Linked DNA regions of Homo sapiens: region 2 is linked to region 1. Evidence: chromatin loops called from intact Hi-C (ENCODE). Cell type or tissue: gastrocnemius medialis. All regions are shown on one strand. Each heading gives the region's core, and the rest is flanking DNA. Links, peaks and the distances in the headings are about the cores only.

What was found. Peaks named below come from ENCODE experiments on the same cell type or tissue, not always from the same donor. Only the 100,000 strongest peaks of a DNase experiment are listed, where the experiment ranks them.
Region 2: it touches region 1 in a loop (2.9-fold over the local background); 9 of 110 quality-filtered maps call a loop at or near these places.

What each region holds. Positions count from the first base shown.
Region 1 is chr3:150,347,915-150,352,307 of GRCh38, reverse strand. LOC107986141 (a long non-coding RNA gene) reads right to left here. Exons shown (of 3, transcript XR_001740958.1): 2 at 3,889-4,393; 3 at 1-231. Among named protein-coding and RNA genes, the nearest start is that of LINC01214, 26 kb to the right of the region's middle. In gastrocnemius medialis, for the core only: a CTCF peak has its summit at 2,494; DNase peaks (open chromatin) are centred at 2,447 and 3,627; H3K27ac peaks cover 1,033 bases.
Region 2 is chr3:150,253,938-150,258,330 of GRCh38, reverse strand. No RefSeq gene overlaps it. Among named protein-coding and RNA genes, the nearest start is that of LINC01213, 18 kb to the right of the region's middle. In gastrocnemius medialis, for the core only: no CTCF peak of the experiment used is centred there; DNase peaks (open chromatin) are centred at 2,660 and 3,690; H3K4me3 peaks cover 276 bases; H3K27ac peaks cover 2,336 bases.

The DNA of each region.
Region 1 (4,393 bases), core at 148-4,147:
GAAACTCTGGTGCTCTTAGTAACATTCTTCTGTCATCTTCCACTTGTGATATAGCTCTCCTTTTATAAGCTCGGGCATTAGAGCTTTGGTGAGTGAATTTTCTCAAAAGAGGCCATCTTTATCCAAGTTAAATAGGGGAGGGAAGGCCATAAGAAACACACATCAGGCTTCCTGGACAAAAGCTACATGGAGCAGTTTTTCCCCCAGTCTTCACATTATTTTTTTCTTGCACTGTGTAAGAAAGAAAGAGAGAATAAAATCTGCTACTACTATGATTACATTTCCTTTGATTGAGCCTGATTGTCAATGGTACTCTAAAATACTGGGCCACTAAAGTGTACAAGTTTAGGAGTAGAAATGGGGAGTTATAGAAACCATTTATTCATTTCCTCAACAATGTGTATGTATCCTGTATTATGTATTCAAAAAATATTGATCACAAATGCATGAGTGAAAGATTTCTACATCTCCCTAATTCTGCTCCTTCTAAAAATCATTTGAATAAAGTATATTTTCCAAGAGTGGTTGAAGGATGTTAATTTTTGCCAATACACAATTGTATATACAGGGGAGTATGTTCATATAATGCCCTGTTTACTTTCATTGCTGGTACAGTTAAGCCTGATCAGTTCTCAGTGTATCATCTTGTCCTTGTGACAGGAAATATGACTAGAGTGCTGAAAGGTTTTTAATTATACTCAAGGTTACCTCAAATAATGATAGTCTACTTGTGGGCACATGTCTTAGAGGAGAATCATAGTCTGTGCTTTGTGCATGAGACAGATTCCTTCATTTCCTTTGCTTTTTGCTTGAACCGGAAAAATGGTTCAGAGAAATTCATGCATACTTCCCTGCCATCCCCACCCAGCAATGGTGAGGCTGACGCATGACGTATAAGTTAGTGTGAGGAGAGTTTCAATACCTTTGGTATCTTTGATACTCCAGGCTCAGAATGGAATAGGGGTTGGGGAGGCAGGAGTGAGTAAATGACCCCCCAAGGAAAATGCTGCAGACTCCATCTTAGAAAATCCTCTGCAATGCCAGGTGTGGTGGTTCACGCCTGTAATCCCAGGACTTTGGGAGTATCACCTGAGGTCAGGGGTTCGAGACCAACCTGGCCAACATAATGAAACTCTGTCTCTACTAAAAATACAAAAATTAGCTGGGCGTGGTGGCACACACCTGTAATCCCAGCTACTCAGGAGGCTGAGACAGGAGAATCATTTGAACCCAGGAGGCGGAGGTTGCAGTGAGCTGAGTTTGTGCAATTGCACTCCAGCCTGGGTGACAGAGCGAGACTCTGTCTCAAAAAAAAAAGGAAATCCTTTGCACTGGATATTTTTATTCCTTCAATGCTACTGAATTCCACTTTGGCAGTGTGAGGGTGTGAGGGCAGGGGGAATAGGAAGGGTGAGGTAGGGGAGATGATATATGCATGTTGAGTCCTTTAAAAACTTCCCCCCAAATGGTCTCTGCAAATCTCATTGGTCACCATTTCCTGCCATTCAGTTTGCCCAGATGTATTTAGTTTCTGTTGTTGCAAAGCCATTCAGCACCCCACCACCAGAAGAGGGTAATATTGGTTCTAGCACATCTCTGTTGGCAGAGAAATCAGGAAGACTTTGAAAAACAGTGATCGTTTAACTTTGCAGTATAATGGATGGTTTTGTAGGCCTTTTTAGCTGACTTTGAAGTTGAGATCTTTTACACAATTAAATCTAGTTGTTATGGGTTCATGCCAGTCAGAAAGCACGAAGAGTTGTGTTTTTCAATACCTGGAGGAAAGAGGCAGTCATTGCATGGATTGACGCCTCAGAGCCCTATAGTCTACAAAAAGGTCTATAAAATCCAACCATCTTCATTCTTTCAGTAACTATGCTAAATCTGTAGTAGCTAACCTGCCAGGAAGTATTGTCTGAATGACAACTGAACAGACAGTGGGGATAATCATTCCAACTTAGATACGTATTTAATAAAGCTTATGCAAAATATAAAAAATTTAAAATGATACATTGAAGTCATGAGAATACAATCGCCTTTGAGCAGAGTTAATGAATTGATGCCATTTCACAGCAGGAGAAGTGGGGAAGGTAGGGGGAAAATAATAGACTAATGGAATTTCAGGGTGTTTGGAATTCAAGAAGCAAATGTTTCCACTTCTGATGAGCCCTCTAAGGACAATTCCTGGAACATGGCCTGCAGAAATTCTGTACAACCGCAGCCCTCTCACTTCTCCAGCAGCAGCAAGACACCACCGGGCAAGACCATGGTGCTTTCTGCCCAGGCTCTAATTCATGCCTGCAGAATAACAATCTGCTCTTGGTGCACCAAGCACAATGCAAGCCCTCTAAGCTGCCACTCATGCGGGGCCTGCTAACACTCCCGGCCCTTGTTTCTGATTCTTGGCATTGTTGGCGCAGGGAGTGTGGGGAGAGTCACATACTTCCATGCTGGGAAAGGCAGGGCCCCTGGTGGCCCAGCAAGTCATCAGACAGCCTGGGCAAGAGCAGCAGCCAGATGAGCTAGAGGGCAGCTTGAACCTCTTGGCAAACTTGCCAAACATTGAGGAATCTGGGGATTGTGGTTCCAAAAAGTCTGGTTTCTTTTGGAACCAGACTGAAGCATGAATTTGAGTTGGGGACAAGGGATCCCCCAACTCAAAAAAAAAAATCCACCTCATTAAAAATTCCTTTGGCATGGCATATTGCTACAGAGTCTGATTGTAGTGCCAGTGTCTTTCTAACACCCTTCAAATAACAGTGCTGACAAATTCCTAAGCAGCCGTCAAATTACATGATCTTGACCTGGTTGGATAAAAAGTGATGCTAGCACAAAGGTGATTGATTGAGGATTATGACAGTCAGACAGATGACACAGTGAATATTGGAAGTATTAATAGCAAGCTTATTCCTAATCTTTACACTGTAGGCAAAAGAAGTAACATGTCAAAAACACCACAGAATATTTTTATTATGGGAGGAGGCAAAACGTTCTTAAGCTTATAATGTAGTGGCACCTTATAGGTAAGACTTAAAGCCTCAAAGCTTTGTTTTAAAGCAACGACTGGTGTTGATTCTCAGTCAATTTAAAGGATGAAAAGGGCTGTAAAACTATTTTACGGTAGGAATAATAGCTACCACTTTTTAAGCACTATGTTACAGGGATTTTAAATATATTAGCTAATTTAAGCCTAATGGCAGCCTTGTCAGGTAGGTACCTTTGTCCCCAGTTTATATACAACTGCAAATTCTGAGACAAAGGATAGTTAGACAGTTCTGCCTGATCCCAAAGCCAGTGCTCTTCAATTCACTGCAGTAAGCCACCTCTCTGGAGCTGAAAGGAGACATGAAACTAGGGACATGAGATAAATGGATTTTTTTTCTCTAAAGAATTGCCATTTTTCTGGATCTTGGATAGAGCTTTATCTTGAGAAGTAACCACGCTTGCTCTTCACAGACAAGATACAGCAACATCTAATATGGAGAAAAACTGTGAGCATTTCCACTTCTGATTAATGAATCAAAACTGAACCAATAAAGTCTAGCCTTTGTGACAGTTCTTTGTCTCCTCCTTGGCCAAGAATTTCTGTACACACTGAGTCAGAGTGTCAGCACTCTCTTAACTTGGCGCACGCAACTTGACATGAGTCACCAGAAGGATTTGAAACTTCGGGTTGGAAAAAGCCACTGCTGTTAAGTTGGTACAGACAAAAATATTTGGGCGTCAACTCTTGTGTTCCTGGATATAGCTTGTTCGTTCATCTGTGTGTTGATTCATTCAATAAATATTCTAATGTACCCAATAAAATACAAAATACTGGGTAAAAAGTTTAATTAGTAAACAAACAAACAAACAAACAAAAAAAAACAGTGAAATCAAGTGTCTCACCTCAACCCCTAGTTTCTCTGTTGAGGGACAATCACTGCTAGCAGTTTCTTGGAGGATCCTTCTAGAGATATTCTAGGCATATTATGTGCCTTTCCCTTGGTTTACATAAGTGTTATTGCACCCCTGCAATAGCCTGGGCACTGATTTATGTAAAGTGATGATCAAGACTTGGGCCCTGTCCCTGAGGAGGAAATAGAACATAAACCAACTTCCACTTTATGATTGACAAGTTCCCTGATTGGAGGTACTTATAGGAGTGGTGGTGGTCTGAGTGAATCAGGATTGAAATATCAATGTGTCTTATCAGCTGTCACAAGTAAATTGTTGTTATTAATAGTGAAGTGCCAGCATTTGAAAATTATTTTTTAAAATAGGATAACATGTATTCCTGTGATAATTTCAACCTCACTTGCATCCTAATTTGCTTGTGAGACAGAAAAGTGTGGAGATTAAGCTGTTTCACTGAGAATTGTGCGTGACGCTGGACACACCCATGGTAGGTTCT
Region 2 (4,393 bases), core at 214-4,213, 94 kb after region 1:
CCAGGTATTAATGCTTCTGCTGATATCATATTTTGTCACTTTGGCCTGTTGCCCTTTCCTGAAGCATTTTGCCTGGACTACTTCTATTCACATTAGTTACTTTTATTTTTTATTTTTATTTTTAGAGATGAGGTCTTGCTCTGTTGTCCAGGCTGGAGTGCAGTGGTGTGATCCTAGCTCACGGCAGCCTTGAAATCCCAGGCTCAAGCAATTCTCTTGCTTCAGCCTCCCAAGTAGCTAGGACTGCAGATGAGCTACACCATACCTGGCTCATTTATGATTATTACTGTTTTAGAGATGGACTCTCACTATGTTGCCCAGGCTGATCTACAACTCCTGGTCTCAAATCATCCTCCTGCTTTAGCCTCCCAAAGTGCTGGGATTACAGGTGTGAGCCACCATACCCGGCCAGCATTAGTTATTTTAAAAATTCTTTCTCTTATCAGTCCACCTCAGGCCACCTGACTTTTCTCTTCTCAACTTACCTGAAAATGTAACACCCCACTGAGTCCCTCAGATCAAACTTTTTTTTTTTTTTTTGAGACAGAGATTCACTCTTGTTGCCTAGGCTGAAGTGCAATGGCGCGATCTTGGCTCACTGCAACCCCTGCCTCCCGGATTCAAGTGATTCTCCTGCCTCAGCCTCCCGAATAGCTGGGATTACAGGTGCCTGCCACCACACCTGGCTAATTGTTTGTATTTTCAGTAAAGATGGGGTTTCACCATGTTGGCTAGGCTGGTCTCAAACTCCTGGCCTCAAGTGATCCACCCACCTTGGCCTCCCAAAGAACTGGGATTACAGGTGTCAGTCACCATGACTGGCTTACAAATGGTCATTATAGAAGTTTGATCTGGCCAGGTACAGTGGCTCACACTTGTAATCCCAGCACTTTGGGAGGCCGAGACAGACAGATCACTTGAGGCCAGGAGTTCGAGACCAGCCTGGCCAACATGGTGAAACCCCATCTCTACTAAAAATACAAAAATTAGCTAGGTGTGGTGACGCCCACCTGTAGTCCCAGCTACTGGGGAGGCTGAGGCATGAGAATTGCTTAAACCCAGGAGGCAGAGGCTGCAGTGAGCCAAGATCATGCCACTGCATTCCAGCCTGGGTGACAAAGTGAGACTGTGCCTCAAAACAAACAAACAAACAAACAAACAAACAAACAAACAAACAAACAAAAAAACCATTTGTAAAGCCACCTTGACCTGTATCTGAGTCCTTTTCCAGGAAGGGCTGCAGGCTGTATTGCCTGTCCTTCTTCTGACCCACCATTCTATCTTTCCCTCTAAATGTCAAGTCGTTCTTTAAAACAACACCTCCCTGAAGCATTTCCGGATTAATTGCAGCTCTCACGCTCCTCACAGGAAGCGCCAATCAATGTCCGTTCTTCTGTGCCTTACCAGGGCTGCAAATTATTTTCTGTTCAGTACAAACTGTGTTTCTTCTGATTTTTAGCCAGTATTCTTTCTAGGTCCTTTAGAGTCTGAGTTTTCTCTAACCATATTCTTCTTTTTTCACTTTTTCCACTCTTACATTAAAAGCTGCTTAGGGACTACAACCTCTGACCCCAGAAATATATGCAAATAGACACTTAACGCAGTCTGTTGGTGAATTTCTCTCATGGCTTCTTTTAGGCTAAGCAAGACTCAACGAGCATCTTCTGGCTTCTTTCTTGGGACCTATTATGGCTCTTATCTACAACATCTTGGGCTTCCCAAAGCTTGAGGTTTTGAGAATCAACCACAGACAGTTGACTTCCAGTGCTACTCCCTAGGAGAAATTCCCTGGCTGTGAGAGCTCCTTGCTTAAATAAGGCAGGAGTACTTTCTCAAAGAAGTCAAGGATCATTTCACTATCTAATCTCTGTGAGAGCAATTGGATAAGGAAAGGAGTCTTTGGGGCCTGCAGCAGTTAACAATAATCTAGGTTATGCTGCTATAATGAACAACAGTCAAATCTCAGTGGCTTTAAACCAAAAATGTTGATTTCTTGCTTATGTTACTTCTCCCATGTGGGTTGGCAGGAGGACTTTGACATAATAGAGTCCCCATACCAGTGACCCTCATTCCAGAGAGGAAGAGTTCTGGAGCGTCTTGCATCAATAATTCAATATTCCAGCCAGGAAGAGACCCACATCACTTCTGTTCATTGGCTAGAACTAGTCACATGGTTCTGACCAAAGAGACCAGGAATTACATACAATCTACCTTGTGTTTGAGAGGAAGGGGAACTGGAAATATTTAGAGAACAGCACTAATGATGTCCACAGACCCAACTGTAATGATTAACATTCACAGGCTAGTATTTGACCCAGACTAACTTGAGGCAATTGCAGGCAGCATTTCTAAACCTCTTTGTATTTCAATCAAAAGAAATCACTTTCAACATTTTGCTCCTAATTACTCTGTATCCCTCTCAAATTGTTCCTACTTCAAGGTGAAATCAGTGAAATGTTTTGAGAGCCCTGGTGCAGAGTTTCAGGCCTGTCACAGCTTCTTTGCTAACATCTTCACCTTGGCACTTGGGTTCTCCTTGAGTGTCCTCCCCACCCCCTTCACCAGCCTCAACCTCACTCTGCCTACCTCATCACCCTGGGAGCTGCTTGCATGCATCACTGTTTTGGTGGATGGCAGCAATACACAAGGGCACCTCATTGTTGGAAAGGAACTGCCTTCCGCCTGCCAAGGACAAATGCAGACACACAAAGCAATATCAAGCAAGACTTCACATCAAAGGGAACCCTGCCTGGGCTTGCCAAGAGCAGGCTGCCTCTGTGTCTTTCTCTTCAGCCTTGTCAGTATTCTTAGGGTCCAACAGGCCTATGGTGTCCCTGCCAGGCCGCCTCATTCACCCAGCACTCCTGTTCACTCTGACACCAAAAGCTCTGGGCTCTCCCTGAATCTGGGCTCGACAACTTGAACGGAGCACAATGCCAAGTGTTTAAAAATGCTGCGTGATTAGGAAGGAAAATCTCTGAGAAATATTTACTCTGTGAATTCTATGTGAGTAGGAGAACAGAATACTTTACCTTGTTCAGTGAAGCAACACATAGAAAGTTAAGAAATCCCTGCCTAAGACCTAGGAAAGCTTACCTAAAGAGGAAGGAAGAATGCTCTATGAGCGGAGATTTGGGAACATTGGAACCAACACTGAAATTGACACTGGCTGGCCTGGGCATTCAGACGTGACTGGGGAAGTCGTGTGACAAACAGAAGATCCAGAGAAACTTTAAGTTCTGCTTTAGAACCAACAGAAGAATTCAGGTTCTGTTGCTTTAAGGAAAAGAACACGTTTGTTTTACAAAGAGGATGAGGGAAAAATGGAAAAGAGAGACTGGCAGGGACAAAAAAGGGGATTGAAACTTTATTTTAGACAACAGGTAAGCCTATCTGTCTGTTCTGGATGCTAAAGAACTCTTCTGGAAGGATACACTCATCATCAAAATACAATGGAAGTTACAAAGTTTTAAAGTCAAATATTGTGAGAACTTGAAACGGGAGATGGTCTTTTCCAATTTTTTTTTTTTTTTTTAGTTATGAAAATCTAAGGCTCAGGAATGTCAAGGGGCCTTTTCACAGTCACACAGCTGCTTAGTGACAAAGCTGTAGCTAGAACCCTGAGCTTCTGACTCTCAGACATGGGTTGTTAAATCACAGCGTGGTATAATGGTGCTACGTGTGGCACGTGATCAGAGAGCACAGGTCTGCAACTTCATCAAGTAAGGTATTTTTAACATGGTGACTTCAACACTTTGACTAAGCTCTTCCACTGTAGCCAACCCTACTGCACTGTTCCAACAGCTTCCCAGAATGGTAGTAATTAGAGCAAAGAAAAAAAATAGGACCCAGAGAAAATGTAACATTTCTTAGTAGTGGGAGGAGGTGGAAATAAATGCATTTACATAACTTTCTACTTTCAGAACACTTCATGTGACTACGGGTTATTAACCTAGGGTCCATGAAGAGAACTCAGGCATTCCAGGACAGGAAAAAAAAATTACATCTTTTACTGAACTCTCACTGAAATGCATCATTACCTTCATTATGAATGTAGGCAACAAACCACAACAGTGTTTGCAGTCTTTGGACTTTGTCACTAATAGAAATAAACATTTTCACATTGTATTAGCTGTTGCAGGTATCTTGAAATATCTTTACCTTTTTTATCACTTTGCTGTGATGGTAGTTTTTAGATCTGCTGCTAGATTTTGTTAAATAGTGCTTAATAAGCACCTATATTACTATACCACAGATTTTTATAAATGTTTTGATAATCATATTTCAATATAATTGGATTATTTTATAATTCTATGTATGTATTTATTTTAAGCTGTTAAAGGCATTATTCTAAGAAGGGATCTGTAGACCTCACCTGTCAGAGGGGTCCTTG